Regions from separate parts of the Homo sapiens genome. Here region 2 is linked to region 1. Evidence: read pairs that join two places in POLR2A ChIA-PET (ENCODE). Cell type or tissue: B cell. All regions are shown on one strand.

Region 1 (4,000 bases):
CTCATAACCAGTCCCTCCAACTGCCTGCTAGAAAAATATCCTCCATCTCACCAAATCTGCACCTCAACAAAGCCTACGTTAGACTCATCCTCTCCTTCCACCTCCTTAGCCCCTTTCCTCTCCCAAGTCCTTCTCTTTGCAAATCATCTGGTGTGGACGGTGCAGTCCACACAATCATACCACACACCTGAGCATCGAACTCTGGTCCTCCTCTCCTTAAACCTCAAATCCAGCCTGTCATCAACTTTATTTCCTATCACTAGGGCCATTCCATGTCGATGTACTTAGCACCCCCGTATTTGCCAGTGGTTGTTCTGGGCACAGGGTTAGAATGTGCTAGGCTAAAAACAATGGACTTCTATCCTGCAAATGAAGGATCTCTACAAACTAAGGGTCTTGAAGCAGGAACATGGTGTTGCCTAGCTGTGTTTTAGGGAGATTATCCTCTTTGGCATCATGGAGGTGTAGAGGAAAGAAATGGGAGGCAAAGAGTCCAGAAAGCAGTCTCCTGAAGGGATCCTACAAAAGGGGATGAGGTATCACCGAGGCTTGGCAGTGGGGACAAATGATACGAATCACTGTCATTGTGATCCCATCAAATCTCAAGCAGAATAAACTCTAAAATATCCACCTAGGCTCATCCTAATAAAACCACACAATACCAGAGATTAAACACAATCAAAGAAAAAGTCAGATGACTTCTAAAGAGCAACAAGTAGACTGCCGGCTGCCATCACAATGGCAACAATGGAAGCCGGTCACAGTGGAAACATATCTTCTATGCTGGGAGCGGGTGTCTCAACAGAGAATTCTATAACGAGCTGAAGACTGAGGATAAGACAAAAACATTTCCAAACAACAAAAAACTGAAAGAGCAAGTGACCAGCAGGTGCTCCCTAAAGGAAATTCCAAAGCATATAGTTCAGGAAGAAAGAAAGGGATACAAGTTGGAAGGTCTAAAATGCAGGGTAGAATAAAGAGCAAAAAAAGTTGGTAAATATGTGGTTAAATCCAAGTTAACTGTATAAAACAGTAAAAATCAGAAGAAATGCTTCTATCTTTAAAAAAAAGTTTTTAATACCACAGTAAAAAGAATGAGGTTTTTAAAAAACTAAATACACAAAAATAATAACATAAATGGGAGGTGAGCAATCACTGGGATTAGTGTTCTAATAGCCTTGTGATGGTCAGGAGTAGAAGCTGGACATGAATAAATTTTACACTTGCATTTTACAATTTCTAGAGTAACAACTTTTAAAAAAACAAATAGTGTATATAATTTCCAAATAGTAAAGGGGAATAATGTAATGAGAAAAAATAATGGAAAGGAAAACCAGGATAGGAAAAACAAACACAAAAAAACAAAGTAAGTCAGGAGAAATAATCCAACTAGATTAGTAATAACAATGAATAAAAATAGACTAAATGTTCCAGCTTAAAGACAAGGACTGTTAGACCAGATTTAAAACCTTATCAAATTAATAATGAATAAAATCTACCTCTATATTATAAGAGTTCCTTATAGGCTGGGCACAGTGAGCCCAGGAGTTCAAAACCAGCTTGAGCAACATGGCAAAATCCCATCTCCACAAAAAACACAAAAATTAGCTGGGCATAGTGGCACACCTCCGTAGTCCCAGCTATTTAGGAGGCTGAGGTGGGAAGATTGCTTGAGCCTGGGAGGTCGAGGCTGCAGTGAACCGTGATCACACCACTGCACTCCAGGCTGGGCAACAGAGTGAGACCCTGTCTCAAAAAAAAAAAAAAAAAGGTTGCGGGGGCTGGTCGTGGTGGCTCACACCTATAATCCTAGCACTTTGAGAGGCCAAGGCAGGTCAATCACCTGAGGTCAGGAGGTGGAGACCAGCCTGGTTAACATGGTGAAACCCCATCTCTACTAAAAATACAAAAATTAGCCAGGCATGGTGGTGCGTGCCTATAGTCCCAACTACTCGGGAGGCTGAGGCATGAGAATCGCTGGAACATGGGAGGCAGAGGTTGCAGCGAGCTGAGATGGCACCATTGCACTCCAGCCTGGGTGACAAAGCAAGACTCCGTCTCAAAAAAAAAAAAAAAAAGAAACTATAAAAAGAACTACAAATTAAATCCAAAGAAAGGTAAAATGAGAAAATAATAAAGGGCAGAAATTAATAAAGACTGAAAATAAGCATATATCTAAGGTCAACAAAACCAAAACTATTCTTTGAAAAAACATAATAAAAGTGAAAAACTTCTGACAAGATTTTCCAAGAGCTAAAACTTATAAACAAACAATATTTGAAAAAAAAGGAAATTAACTGCAAATGAGACAAATATCTGCAATTAACATACTTAAAAATATTATCAATAATTTATAATAATCTGAAATTTAACTATGTAAAAAGTCATAGGAAATTTATTCAAAACTAATGAATGAATTATCTGAAAACCTAAACACTCCTATAACCATTAATGACATTTTATAGAAAATCCATCTTCTCACAAAGAAAACTTCAGGTCCCAATGACTTTATCAAGAAGTTCTACCAAATAGTCTAAAAACAAATAATTTCAAATGTTACACAATCGCAGCGCCAGAAAAAAAGCAAACCCTCCCCAACCCATCTGACAAGGCTAACCTAATTTGGCCCTGAAACCTAACAAGGATGTCAAAAGAAAGGAAAATTACAAGCCAGTATCTTTCATGAACACAGCTACAGTATGTCCTAAGCAAAATGCTAACAAACTTAATCCAGATATGTAAAAGGAATGACATATCATCACTTAGGTTTATTCCAGCAATGGTTTCACATCTAAAAATCAATCAATGTGAGTCACCACATTAATAAAGGAAAAAGCATTTTAAAATTCACACAGGGCCGAGCGCGGTGGCTCATGCCTGTAATCCCAGCACTTTGGGAGGCCAAGGCGGGCAGATCACCTGAGGTCAGGAGTTAAGAGGCTAGCCTGGCCAACATGATGAAACTCTGTCGCTACCAAAAATACAAAAATTGGTTGGGCGGGGTGGCACGCGCCTGTAATCCCAGCTACTCAGGAAGCTGAGGCAGGAGAATCGCTTGAACCTGGGAGGCGGGGGTTGCAGTGAGCCAAGATCACGCCATTGCACTCCAGCCTGAGCAACAGAGTGAGACTTCATCTCAAAAAAAAAAAAAAAAAATCACATGGAACCAAAACAGAGCCTGAATAGCGAAAGCAATCCTAAGCAAAAAGAACAAAGCTGGAGGCATCACGTTACCCGACTTCAAACTACACTACAGGGCTAAACAGCATGGTGCTGGTACAGAAACAGGCACATACACCAATGGAACAGAATAGAGAGCCCAAAATTAAGGCCATACACCTATGACCACCTGATCCTTGACAAAGATGACAAAAAGAAGCAATGGGAAAAAGACTCCCTATTCAATAAATGGTGCTAGTATAAGTGGCTAGCCATATGTGAAGACTGAGGCTGGACCCCTTCCTTACAGCACATACAGGAATCAATTCAAGATGGATTAAAGACTTAAATGTAAGACCTAAAACTATAAAATCCCTGGAAGACAACCTAGGCAATACCATCCTGGACACAGGAACGGGCAAAGATCTCACGACAAAGACACCAAAAGCAATCACAATGAAAGCAGAAATTGACAAATGAGATCTAATTAAACTTAAGAGCTTCTGCACAGCAAAAGAAACTATCAACAGAGTAAACAGACAACCTACAGAATGGGAGAAAATATTTGCAAACTATTTACGAGAGAAAATCAAACAACCCCATTAAAAACTGGGCAAAGGACATGAACCAACATTTTTCAAAAAGAAGACATACATGTGGTCAACAAGCATATGAAAAAAAAGCTCAGTATCACTGATCATTAGAGAAATGCAAATCAAAACCACAATGAGATACCATCTCACATCAGTCAGAATGGCTATTATCAAAATGTCAAAAAATAACAGATGCTGGCAAGGTTGCAGAGAAAAGGGAAACTTATATACTGTTGGAGGGAGTGTAA
Region 2 (4,000 bases), 90 kb after region 1:
CTGCTCAGTGGCCTGGCTTCGATGCTGTGCCAGCCTCTGAACCAATCACTGGCTGTGGGTGGAGAGAGGGTGCTGGTGGAGGGCCCTGCTTGTCCAGGGAGGAGTCACATACCTGCCTCTAGGGCTGCAGGTGGGCTCAGCTCCATCCAAACCAGATGAACTGAAAATAAGGCAGGAGTGGCTTCCCCAGGGGAAACTGGGGAAGAGGAAGCAGGACTGTGCTGGCTAAAATGCCAGCCAGGTTTAAGACGTGGCACCAGATGCCAGTCATGGGATTGGATTGGTCAGCATGCCTGGGCTATGGCTTAGGGGTATGTTGGTGCTCAGGGATGCCACAGGCCTCCAGATACCAGGTCTGAGGCAGAAGAATGAAGTCCAGCTTCTCTTGTGGGTGGAACAGTGGCAACTGAGATACCCCATCTCTCCCTTCCCAAGAACAGAGCTGAACATAAAGAATTTAGTGATTGGCCAGAGCTTGGCCACATGCTCCCCTCTGATGAATGATAGGCCAGGTGATGGGATTGGCACAATTGGCTTAGACTAATGAGGGTTGGCCCTGGAGTTGCAGGCAGTGGAGTTCTGTCCTAAGCAGTGGGCACCTAAACCCGATGGCATAAAAGCTGGGCGGGTGTCCACCTGCATCTGCCACAGCACTATAGGCACCAACTGTGGCTCATACTGAGTGGGATAAATTCCAGAAAGAAACATTAGGAACTTACTATAGAATTTTGGGGCTAGAGCTACTCATTCATTCCCCTAGATAATTTCTAGGCAAGGTTCCATAGTGGAGGGGGAGTTTTGGCTTGGGCATTGAAGGATGCATAGGAGTTTTCTAGATGGGGAAAGAAGGGAACGGTAGACCAGGCAGAGGGAACTGCATGATAAAAGGTTTATGGGTGTGAAAATTCATGGAATGTTTGAGGATTATGGGGTTGGGGGATGTGGGAATATGTGTAGCGATAAAGCACCAAACAAAGCCAAAAGTTTAGTTAGAGCCCTGAATGCCTGCCTCATAATGGTTTCCATATTTTATATGCCTACTATGTGCCAGGCACATTGCTCAGGGTCACACAGCTGGAAATGGCAGGGCTGAGTTTTTGTTGTTGTTGTTGTTGTTGAGACAGAGTCTCACTCTATCACCCAGGCTGGAATGCAGGGGCGTGATCATGGCTCACTGCATCCTTGACTTCCTGGGATCAGGTGATTCTCCCACCTCTGCCTCCCAGGTAGCTGGGACTACAGGCACAGGCCACCACGCCAGGCTAATTTTTTGTATTTTTAGTAGCGACAGGGTCTCGCCATGTTGTCCGGGCTGGTCTGGATCTCCTGGCTTCAAGTGATCCCCCTGGCTCAGCCTCCCAAGGTGCTGGGATTACAGGCTTGAGCCACCGCATCCAGCCCAGATCTGAGATTTGCACCCAGTATTTGAACTCCCAAGCCTGTGCTCTTTTTCCTCCCATGGACATTTCTCTCAGAGATGGTCTCCCAAACACCTGTCCTTCTTGTTAAAAAACAGACAAACCGCAAGTAGTTCTTTGGAAGCTCAGATTTCTCTTTTGTTTCTTAGTAAAACATTTCCCAGTTCCCAGCTCCCTTCCAGGGTGTAAGATTTCTTCGGTAACTTACATCTAGCTGTTGCTTCTTGTTTGCTCATGTTTAGAAAGAAAGACAAAAGAGAGTGAGAATTTTCTCTCCCTTCCCCAGTCTCCCCACAACTCACACCCCACCCTCAGCTCCCTCTGTAATAGGAAAATCTCTGAACTCTCTGTAGTTGCTCCAGCAATCTTTTGGAACTTTGCTTCTTTCTTGTGAAAAAACCTCCCCTTGGCTCACTTTGCACCAGGTTTCCCCAAATGTGCTTCCAACCACAAGCAGAAATGGAGCTGCCAGTAACCAGGAAGAAACTGCCGGGGGCTGAGGAAGAGGAGAGGGAGGTGCATAGCCCTGGATCTCGCAGGGAGAGGGGTGACAGGATGAGAACTCAGGTTGCTCACTTGCCATCAGGGTCAGTCATGAATATAGCGTTCATGTATCACTTTTTAAAGCTTTTTTGGAGGGTAAAAGTAATAGTTACACAAAATAAAAATACAAATGGTACAAAAGGACTTAGAATGGAAACATGTTTCTCTCCCGACTCCAGCCTCCTGTTTTTCTTCCCAGAGACTGACCACTGCTGTCTGTCTCTTGCCAGAAGGGAAAGGGAGGCAAGGTTAGGGCAGGCAGAGGGCATGTGCATCCTTTAGAGAGAGCTTATGTCTATACAAGCAAATGTGTGTGTTCAGTCATCGCTGTCTTAGTTTTCTATTGCTGCATAATAATGGTACTACCAGCTTCACAGCTTTAAACAACACCCATTTATTATCTCATAGTTTCTGTGGTTGGGAGTCTGGACATAGCTTAGCCAGGTTCTCTGCTTTAGAGTCTCGTGAGGCTATAATCAAGGTGTGGGATGGGGCTGCAGTTTCATCTGAGGCTCAATTGGGGAAGGGTCACTTCTAAGCTCATACAATATTGGTGACATTCAGTCCCTGGCAGGCTGTTGAACTGAGAGCCTCAGTTTCGTGCTGGCTGTTGGTTGTAGTTAACCCTGAATTCCTTCCCATGTGCCCTTTGCAAAGCCATCAAGGCAGAGAGACTTGCCTAGCAAGTAGGATATTACAGTCTTCTGTAATATAATCACATCCATGAAATCCTCTATATATCCCATCACCTTTACCATATTCTGTGGGTTAGAAACAAGTAGCAGGTCCTGCCCACACTCGAGAAGACCAGATGACACAAAGATGTGATTCAAAGTGGGGATCATCGGGGCCATCTTAGGTTTGTCTGCAGTGATCACTGTGCCATCTCTCTCTCTCTCTTTTTTTTTTTTTTTTTTTCCGAGACGAAGTCGTCACTCTGTCACCCAGGCTGGAGTGCAGTGGCATGATCTCAGCTTACCACAATCTCTGCCTCCCAGGTTCAAATGATTCTTCTGCCTCAGCCTCCTGAGTAGCTGGGATTACAGGTGCCCGCCACCACACCCAGCTAATTTTTGTATTTTTAGTAGAGACAGAGTTTCACCATGTTGGCCAGGCTGGTCTTGAACTCCTCACCTCAAGTGATCCACCCACTTCGGCCTCCCAAAGTGCTGGGATTACAGGCATGAGCCACCATGCCCAGCCCCATCTCTCTTTAAAAAACAAACAAACAAACAAAAAACATAAAAAGAAGCAGAGAACACATACACATCTGCATCTTCCCTTGTTTACTTAACAATAGATCTTGGAAGTCACTTCTCAGTAGAGGCTAGGTTGGGCAGAGCATTGGATTCTAGGCCAGTGAGTTTGGACTTGACCATGGAGACACTAGGAAGCCCATGAAGGACAGAGAGAGATGCCTCGACCCTGCCAGTCCTTTAGAAAGATCACCCAGTGCTTTTTGTATACCAAACCCTATTTGAAATACTTACGTATATTAACCCATTTCCTTATCACCACAACCCTGCGGGAAGGGAGATAGGCACTTTTATTATCTTCATTTTGCAGATGAGGACATTGAGGTCCAGAGAGGTTATGTCACTTACTTAAGGTCACACAGCCAGGAAGTGGTAGTAGGGACTCTTACCCTTGTTTTACAGATGAGATTGAATTATCTCACGAAAACTCAGAAAGGTTAAACAACTTGCCTAAGTAACATACAGCTAATTAGTCGAGGAGCCTGACGCATGTTGCTGTAGCCTGGTCACAGTTACAGAGGTGGCAAGCAATGGCCTGAACAGGACGAACAACCAAATACCCAGGCTGGTGGCTCTTAAACATGGTGGGGTCAGCTAACGACAGCAACCAGGGTGGGCACTGGTGCCCCTCGCCCCCGGCTGGTGCCCTAACATCTCCCTTTTCTCTACCAGTTCAGAATCTATAACGTGACCTACCTAGAACCCTCCCTCCGCATCGCAGCCAGCACCCTGAAGTCTGGGATTTCCTACAGGGCACGGGTGAGGGCCTGGGCTCAGTGCTAT

What was found. ChIA-PET counts read pairs that join two places held together with the same protein. Peaks named below come from ENCODE experiments on the same cell type or tissue, not always from the same donor. Only the 100,000 strongest peaks of a DNase experiment are listed, where the experiment ranks them.
Region 2: POLR2A ChIA-PET joins it to region 1 with 6 read pairs; 13 of 35 experiments call an interaction of 5 or more read pairs at or near these places.

The regions. Positions count from the first base shown.
Region 1 is chr16:27,259,106-27,263,105 of GRCh38, forward strand. The region is part of intron 1 of NSMCE1 (NSE1 component of SMC5/6 complex); the gene reads right to left. Among named protein-coding and RNA genes, the nearest start is that of NSMCE1-DT, 7.1 kb to the right of the region's middle. RefSeq lists an enhancer at 1-328. In B cell, no CTCF peak of the experiment used is centred here; no DNase peak of the experiment used is centred here.
Region 2 is chr16:27,348,651-27,352,650 of GRCh38, forward strand. IL4R (interleukin 4 receptor) reads left to right here. Exons shown (of 11, transcript NM_000418.4): 7 at 3,890-4,000. Among named protein-coding and RNA genes, the nearest start is that of IL4R, 37 kb to the left of the region's middle. In B cell, no CTCF peak of the experiment used is centred here; no DNase peak of the experiment used is centred here; H3K27ac peaks cover 3,325 bases.